Linked DNA regions of Mus musculus: region 1 is linked to region 2. Evidence: chromatin contacts called from ENCODE Hi-C or POLR2A ChIA-PET data. All regions are on one chromosome and are shown on one strand. The core of a region is the stretch at or near the end of the contact, and the rest is flanking DNA. Distances in the headings are between cores, read along the strand shown.

The links. A loop is a pair of places that touch in the nucleus more often than their neighbours do. ChIA-PET counts read pairs that join two places held with the same protein, here RNA polymerase II (POLR2A).
Region 1: a loop to region 2 is called in a map of left cerebral cortex, with 2.1 times the contacts of the local background. The contact joins the promoter of Prkca here to the enhancer-like site in region 2. A Hi-C loop is called at or near these places in 1 of 37 maps with a recorded cell type or tissue (left cerebral cortex). POLR2A ChIA-PET finds 5 or more read pairs at or near these places in 2 of 5 experiments (Patski and embryonic stem cell).

What each region holds. Positions count from the first base shown.
Region 1 is chr11:108,342,275-108,345,962 of GRCm38, forward strand. It overlaps Prkca (protein kinase C, alpha), which reads right to left and starts at 1,614. Exons shown (of 17, transcript NM_011101.3): 1 at 1,221-1,614. The coding sequence starts at 1,393.
Region 2 is chr11:108,036,886-108,040,530 of GRCm38, forward strand. All of the region lies in intron 5 of Prkca (protein kinase C, alpha), which reads right to left. Among named protein-coding and RNA genes, the nearest start is that of Mir7223, 42 kb to the left of the region's middle. Within about 2 kb of position 1,318, at least 1 of the 3 ENCODE cell types and tissues checked has a DNase peak (open chromatin) inside an H3K27ac peak, as active enhancers do; it is left cerebral cortex, where a contact is called at or near this core.

The DNA of each region.
Region 1 (3,688 bases), core at 364-2,863, 310 kb after region 2:
TGCTTGGTGTCTAGGTGCGCTTCGCCCCTTGCAGCTCCCTGCCCAGGAGGGAGCTAAGGAGCCCTGGCCATAGTTCTTGCTTCTAAGGTACTTCTTACTCCAAACACATGGACAAAAGAGTCAGGGTATCCCCAGGAAAAGCTGACACTTGGTGTTCAAAGTCGTGGGAGGGGGACGATTTCTAAGATATGATGGGGGTGGGGGGGACTGACATTTTGTAAATCTGATGAAAGCTGTAATTCTCTCACAAAAAAAATTTAAAAAGAAAAACATAAATCTGCATAAATCCAATTTTACCTAATTTCACAGGCTCCAGAGAGATAGATCCCTGAACCCTTCTTTTTATCAAGCCCCTCAGTTGCCAACGCTTGGCGTTCAGTGGAAATCACCTGAGCGCGGACACCTTTAGCCATTACAGTATTTTTCTTAAATAAGCCCTCTGTCCTCATCAACTGGGTTACAGGTTTAATCTCCTGTTGACAGGGTCTATTTTAAATGACTCCCTCTGCCCTCTGCCATTTGCCTGCCGGGTTAGCCCTCCTCCCCCACGGCAAGCTTTCAACAGTTTGCTGCCTTCCATCTCTCTCCCTCCCCTCTCTCCCCACTCTGGGCTCGGCCAGAAAAGTCAAAGTCTCCGTGCCCAGTAGAAACAGCCTACAGTAGGCAGGGACCCAAGGTTCCAGCGGAGTCCCAGCCCGACGCGAGGCACAAACACTCCCCGGAACGCGCCCAGCCTGGCTCGCCAGCAACTTGGAGCGGCGCGCCGCGGCTCCCCGCTACTCCCGGGCGTGTTTCTTGCGCGTCCTGGGGCCACTTTGACTCCAGCAATCTCTCTTTCCTGTCCCTTCGCTCCCATCAGGCCCATTGACCGCTCCGCTTGGTGACAGGGAAGACCTGTGCGCCCTAGGAGAGGCGAGGGGACCTTCCCCCTCATCCGAGTCACCCCGTGCAGAGCCAAGCGTCCCTTCAGGGCACCAGGGCATGCGTGGCAGCGCCGGGCCACTTTCCAGGGAGTGTCCCGCGTGGGTGCGCGCCTGTCACTCCTGGCGAGAGTTCGGACTCCGGCCAGGCACTCTAAGTTCTCGGAGGAGTCCTGGCCCTGAGAGTAAGGACGCGCCGGGGCTCAGAGACGTCCCCGAGCTTAAGTCCCGGGGACAAGCAGACCTGAGCCCCGGGGCAAAGGTGGCTCTTGGGTCCCCAGGGCTGCCGCGCGCACCTACCAGATGAAGTCGGTGCAGTGGCTGCAGAAGGTGGGTTGCTTGAAGAAGCGGGCGATGAATTTGTGGTCTTTCACCTCATGCACGTTCTTCTGCCTCAGCGCCCCTTTGCGGGCGAAGCGGTTGGCCACGTCCTGAGACGCCGTGGAGTCGTTGGCCGGGTAAACGTCAGCCATGGTTCCCCCCAACCACCTCTTGCCTCCGCCGGGGAGCAGCAGCCGGGGAGGGCCGGGGTGGGCGGGGGCGGCGGCCGAGGTGGCGGTGCTGATGAGGTGCGGTGGTGGCGGCGGTGGCCCGGGAGAGCCGGGCGGGCGCTGCGCTACTCGGAGCTGGGAGCCGAGCCGCTCTCTCTGGCTCTCTCCGGCTCTCTGGCTCGCTGGCTGGCCCCACGCTCACTGACAGCCCGGCGCCCGGCGCTCGCGCTTCCTACTCGCGGCGGCAAGAGGCGGCCCGGAGCGGCGCCGCCCACTGCGCATGCCCGGAGAGCTAGCGTGTGTATGTGTGCACGCGCGCGCGCGGCCTGGAGTAGGAGCGCGCGGGACGGGGACGCGCGCCGGGCGAGCCTTGGGCCTCTGCGCTCCGCTGCACAGAGCTGGACACGCAGACTGGGGGGCCCCTGTGAGCCCCGCCAACTGCCGAGGGCGGCGGTCGGGGAGAGGCCCTGGAGATGCCCAGCCCAGGAAGAAGCCGGGAGGGGCGGGTCCTTCTCCTCCGCCGCCCGCTTCTTTTTCCTCCCTTTTCCTCTGCTTCCTCCTCCCTCTTTTTTCTCCTCCTCTCCTTCCGCTCGTGGTGCCGGGCCTCCTCCTCTCCCCACCTTCCTCCACCCACTCACGCTTCTCTGCTCATGCTTTCCTCTTTCTGGGATGGAAGTTGTGCCCCGAAGGAACCCGGCACGGAGCGCTCCCCACCCCCACCCCCATGCCACCTTAGCAGGTACAGAGGTAGCTCCTTGTCTAGCTACCTGGACCCACAGGCATTTGGGGGTGGGGGGTTTGCTGGCTTTTTATCAGCCTCTTTCCCGTTTAACCTTTCACCTGACCAAAATGTCATTCTAGTCGTTTATGCCACTAAAATGCCCAAACCCTAACCCTCGCTCAGTTCCGAGTCGGTAAAAGGGAGCGGTTTTGAATAACTGATTGCCGGCTCTCTTACATCCCTTCGATCTTTGACCTGCAGTTCACCTGCTTATTATATAGATTTGTATGACAGTCGTAATAACCCGGTAAGATGCCAAAGGGCTTGCCCTGGTTTGTGATGTTATTCGTTGGCTATCAGAGCTGTGGTGCCCGAAGATGATCGGGCTCTCTTGATTTTACATGTCCAGAACCTTAACTTAGAAATCATTTTGCATCCTAAGCTAATTGCTGAAATACTGGCAGGTGTAGAGTTCAGCCAGAACATTTGTAAATTACCAAGTAAAACTGCTTGTGAAGGGGTAGCTGGAATGGATATGTATGCAAAGGGCGCACTTGGGGCTGGGCTGTCCGAGCGCCTGCTGAATATTTATTAGGTCTGCCTGGAGGATTCTAAACCTGGGACAGAGCAACCCTCTACCAACAAGAAGTTCATTGTCCCAATCGGCCTAGGGTGGTCCCAAACTCGAGGTAATACTCCTGTCACAGCTCCTGAGTGCTGGAATTACAGAGATGAGCCATCGCATCAGCTTCGTTTATTGTAGAATACAAATCCATTAAGACAATGTGCATACTTGAACTTGGACATGGTAACACCAGCCAGTGATCCCAAGAGGATCAGGAATGTAAGATCTCAAGTGCAGACTTTAAAAGAGGGAAATCGCCTGAAATACTAGCTCACAGCATATCCCATAAGCCACGAAGGACTATCCTTTTCCAAGATTGCCTAATTGTGACTCTTGACGAAAAGATAGCTTTTACATTTAAACAAGTGCAGGCAACTGAATAGCCATCAGTAGACCAGGCTCTTCACTGACCCATTTACAATCTGGTGAGCAAGTGTCTTAGGGTTACTACTGCTGTGATGAAACACCATGACCAATGGCAACTTGAACAGGAAAGGGTTTATTTGGCTTACATATCCTGAATCACAGCCCACTGAGAGAAGCCAAGCCAGGAGAGAACCTGAGGGCAGGAGCTGATTGCAGAGGCCATGGAAGATTGCTACTTACTGGTTTACTCAGCCAGGATCATGGGCCCAGGAATAACACCACTCACAATGGACTGGGCCCTCCTCCATCAGTCACTAGGAAAATGCACTACAAGCTTGCCTACAGTCCAATCTTATGGAGGTATTTTCTCAACTGGTGTCAGCTTGTGTCAAGTTGATAGGGCTACACAGCGCAGCCAGTACTGCTGGTGCTTGGTGATATTCTGTGGAAAGTGAATTTAAGCACTTCCAGGCCAAGGAGGCGAGCAGGGAAGAGGCAGGAGAAAAATGAAGAACAAAGCACACTAGGAAAATGGATCAAATTGTAAAATAAAAAAACAAAAACA
Region 2 (3,645 bases), core at 68-2,567:
AGACCAACGCTCACAGCCAGGCAAGATCCATGAAAGTGATACTCTTAACCACCCTGAGCTTGTTCCTTTCCTGCAGGATGCTTCTAAGTTTGAAAGTGTTCCTACATCTTGCCTGTGGGTGTAGGGAAGCCGAGGAAACCCACAACAAGATTTCCCTTGTTGTGGTTGTGTCCCACTGCAGTTATAGTTACACAATGAGAGAGTCAGGACTCAAAGTGTTAAGGTGTCCATGAAGCGATGCATATCGATCTGTTGGACTGCAGGATTCAACACGACGGGGTGAAACTCACTGTTACGTAGAATAACAAACGCGGCTCGGAGGAGAAAGCTCAGTCTGTAAAGTGCTCGCTGTGCAAGCATGAAGACCTGATTTCCAGCCCCGGAGCCCGTGTAAGAAAGCTAAGTATACTGGGGTTATACACATCTTACTTGTAATCCCAGTGCTGGGGAGGCTGAGGCAGGAGGATCCCCAGGCTGGTTGGCTAGCTTAGCCTACTTGGCAAGCCCCAGGCCAGTGAAAGTTCCATCTCAAAAAATAAGGTGGACCTTACTTGAGGAACGACACCTGACATGATCTCTTCCTTTTACACACATACCTGTCTGTCCTCATGGGCAAACACACACATGTGCACAGCTACTCACATAATTGAACGAAAATATATAGAGGTACGACCTTGGATATTTATTCAACAGCACTTAGTGGCATTTTGGGAGCCATATCCAATTTATTTGGCCCCCAAAGCCAATGCCACAATATCATCTAAAGCTGGCCACTGCCACTGTTACTCAGGCATAGCTCCCTGTATGCTTGCTTCATAGAACATTAGTCATTTAAAGGATGTGGAAGATTTGTTTAATGTGTATTACCATCTTTCAGAAGCCAGGATTTTGGGGTTTAAGGCCCCTGTGATTTGGGGCTTGGGGGCAGGATGAAATGGGGTTTAGGGTTATCCTAAACAGGCATGCCCGACACAACTCCTGCGTCTTGTGGGTCTAAGCTGGTGAAAGGACACCTTCTCCTCCGGTAACCTCCAGACGCAGCAACCTTCTGTGAAAACTTTTACAAGTCCTCCTTCTGTTCCTTCTTCATTATTCTCGGGATGAAATGCCTGCCTTAGTTTAAAAGGGACCCTGACTGTCTTTAATTAACCACAAACCTTGCATTGATTACAAAGGAAAATGGGAGGTAGAAAGGCCCCTGTGGGGGTGCTGTGCTGCCGAGCTTCCTGCAGCTGGCTACAGCCCACTCTATTTAAACCAGGATATTTTAGGACCACCCCAGGAGCTAAAGAACTTATCTTGTAGTTTTTCTTTTTCTTTCTGGAAATCTGCATCTTTCCAAGTGGAAATGCCTAGAAGCTGAGATGAACACAGCCTGATGCCTCCCTGCCAGTCTGGTGCCAGTAAGCAGAGCGTGAACACACACATTAACCGGGGGAGCCTTGATAAAGCACAGGAAAGGATGGTTTTAATGGGGCAGAGCACTTAGCGTTGGGGAAGATCGTAAGATAAAATCTGCTCATCCACGCTTCTGGTTGGACCACCCTTGAGGATGATAGCGATCAACAACGATAACTCTGCATTTATTTTGGGACATTCCATTGTTGAAGCCCATGATTTCTAGATGCCTCTCCAGTTTTCTTTGGGCCATTCATCTATTACTTATTTCTTCCTCATCTCCACCTTCCTTATAGTCGCCCCCCCATCAAAGGGCTAAAGGAAGTCTCAGTGGAAGTGATTTGAAAGACAGTGTTTGCAAGCGTCTAAGAGAGGCCTTGCCTGGCCAGTGTGTTGACTTTGTAGAAGATCAAGTTCCCAGCAATAATTTCATGGTAATTAATCTTGTGCTTAAATGATAATCCTATAATTAGAAGCAATTAAAATCCCTCACAAGGATGGCCTGCTCCGTCAATGTCAATGTCTCTCTGCGCTAATGGGGTAGTCTTGAAAAAGGACCAAGATATAATTCACATTTCACTTCCCAGGGATGCATTTGAAGCCTACTTCCAAGCTGCCAGGGGGTCACTGAAGTCAAGGGGAGATGACAATTGAGCCCCCTATAAATAATGTGGGGGCCAGAGATCATCTGAAACTAGGGGACAGAAGCCATATCACTTGTCCGTGGAACCAGGGTGCTTTAAAAAAGTAAAAAATAAATTAAAAAAAAGACAAGCCCTACATTAAGGAAACGACACCGGCAGCCCTTTGCCCCTCACCGGAATCTTGCTGCCTCCCACGGGCACCCAGTGACTAAGCACCCAGCATGGAAGGCTATGTTCAAATCGCGCAGAGAGAACCAGTGTGAATAACAATCCGTAGGCGGGCGTGAGGCTAGTTAGTACACAGTTGACATTTAGCTGTGCCACTGACAAGTCAGGGCGAGGCACCCGGAACCAGGATATAAATAATGGCAAGTCTCTTCTCAAGGATGCATCTATCTCTTCTGTGGGCTGATGTACACATCTCTCAAAAACTCCAAAAGGCATGTGGCTTTAGAAGTTAGGCTAAAACAGGGCATTCTAACTTGATCCAGAGGGAGAACTAAAATGAAAAGAGACTCTTGGATTCAGGATATTAGGAACATGGTTTAAGCCTGGATAGTTTTTATGCTGTGCATTTTGTATCACCACCACCACCACCACCACCACCACCACCATCACCACCACCACCACCACCACCACCACCACCACCACCACCACTACCACCACCTCGATAACTATACATTAAGCACCAGCTTGAGGACTGGGCAGGTAACAGGAGGTGACACGCTCTAACTTCGAAGGGTTTATTATGATCTGGTAGAGGGGAACCAATACGTATTTCATTGCAAATAACAGGAAGGGCACATGCGCAGAACACGACCTACTTTAGACGAGCCCATAGGGAGGAGGAAACATCACTGAAGGGTCAGTGGGTGAGCGACAGTAGTGGGAGATGAAGCTGGGGAGGCGGGGGTAAAACACCGCCAGCTCAAGGTGTTGCACAGTGACAGAAGTCCGATATTTAGGATGCCTAGCCAAGGAAGTGAATGGACGCAGTCTCACTGAAATCACGCCAGCTGTGACCCGGAAGCACAGTTGTGACCCGGAAGTACATGCTCTTGACAGGACCGAGCGCTTTCAGCACACACGCGCGCGCTGCCATGTGTTTTAGCTTGCAGTCAGGCGCCTGTTTTCTTTAGTTGAAGAAAGCACCTGCTTATTAGGCACAGCGAACTTAAGGGAGGTGACTGCTACAGATGATTATTTCAAAGACTAAGAGAGCAGGAGGACTCGCTGAGGAAAAAGAGCCAGGGCAGGAAGCCAGCCTCGCCCCGAGGTGAGGAGGGGCGTGTGCGGCCAGCTCCCACTCTGCCAGCATATCTCCATGGGGAGTTGTCTCTGCCTTTCCTGTCCATTTTAATTCTCCACTATCCTTCAGGGAAGACTTCGACCCGTTCTCCATTACCAGTTTTATTCTGAGTCATTACCTGAGTCCGGTAAACAGATGCTGGGGGCGGGGATGATGACAGACCCACCCCCACACTGGTGCTGAGAGCATGGCTATGATTATGGGGTCCCAGGCGCTGTAGACAAGTGCCAGTTAGGAGACTGACACTGCAAAGGCTTTAGCACCATCATGCCAGTGTCTACACAGAAGTAGTGT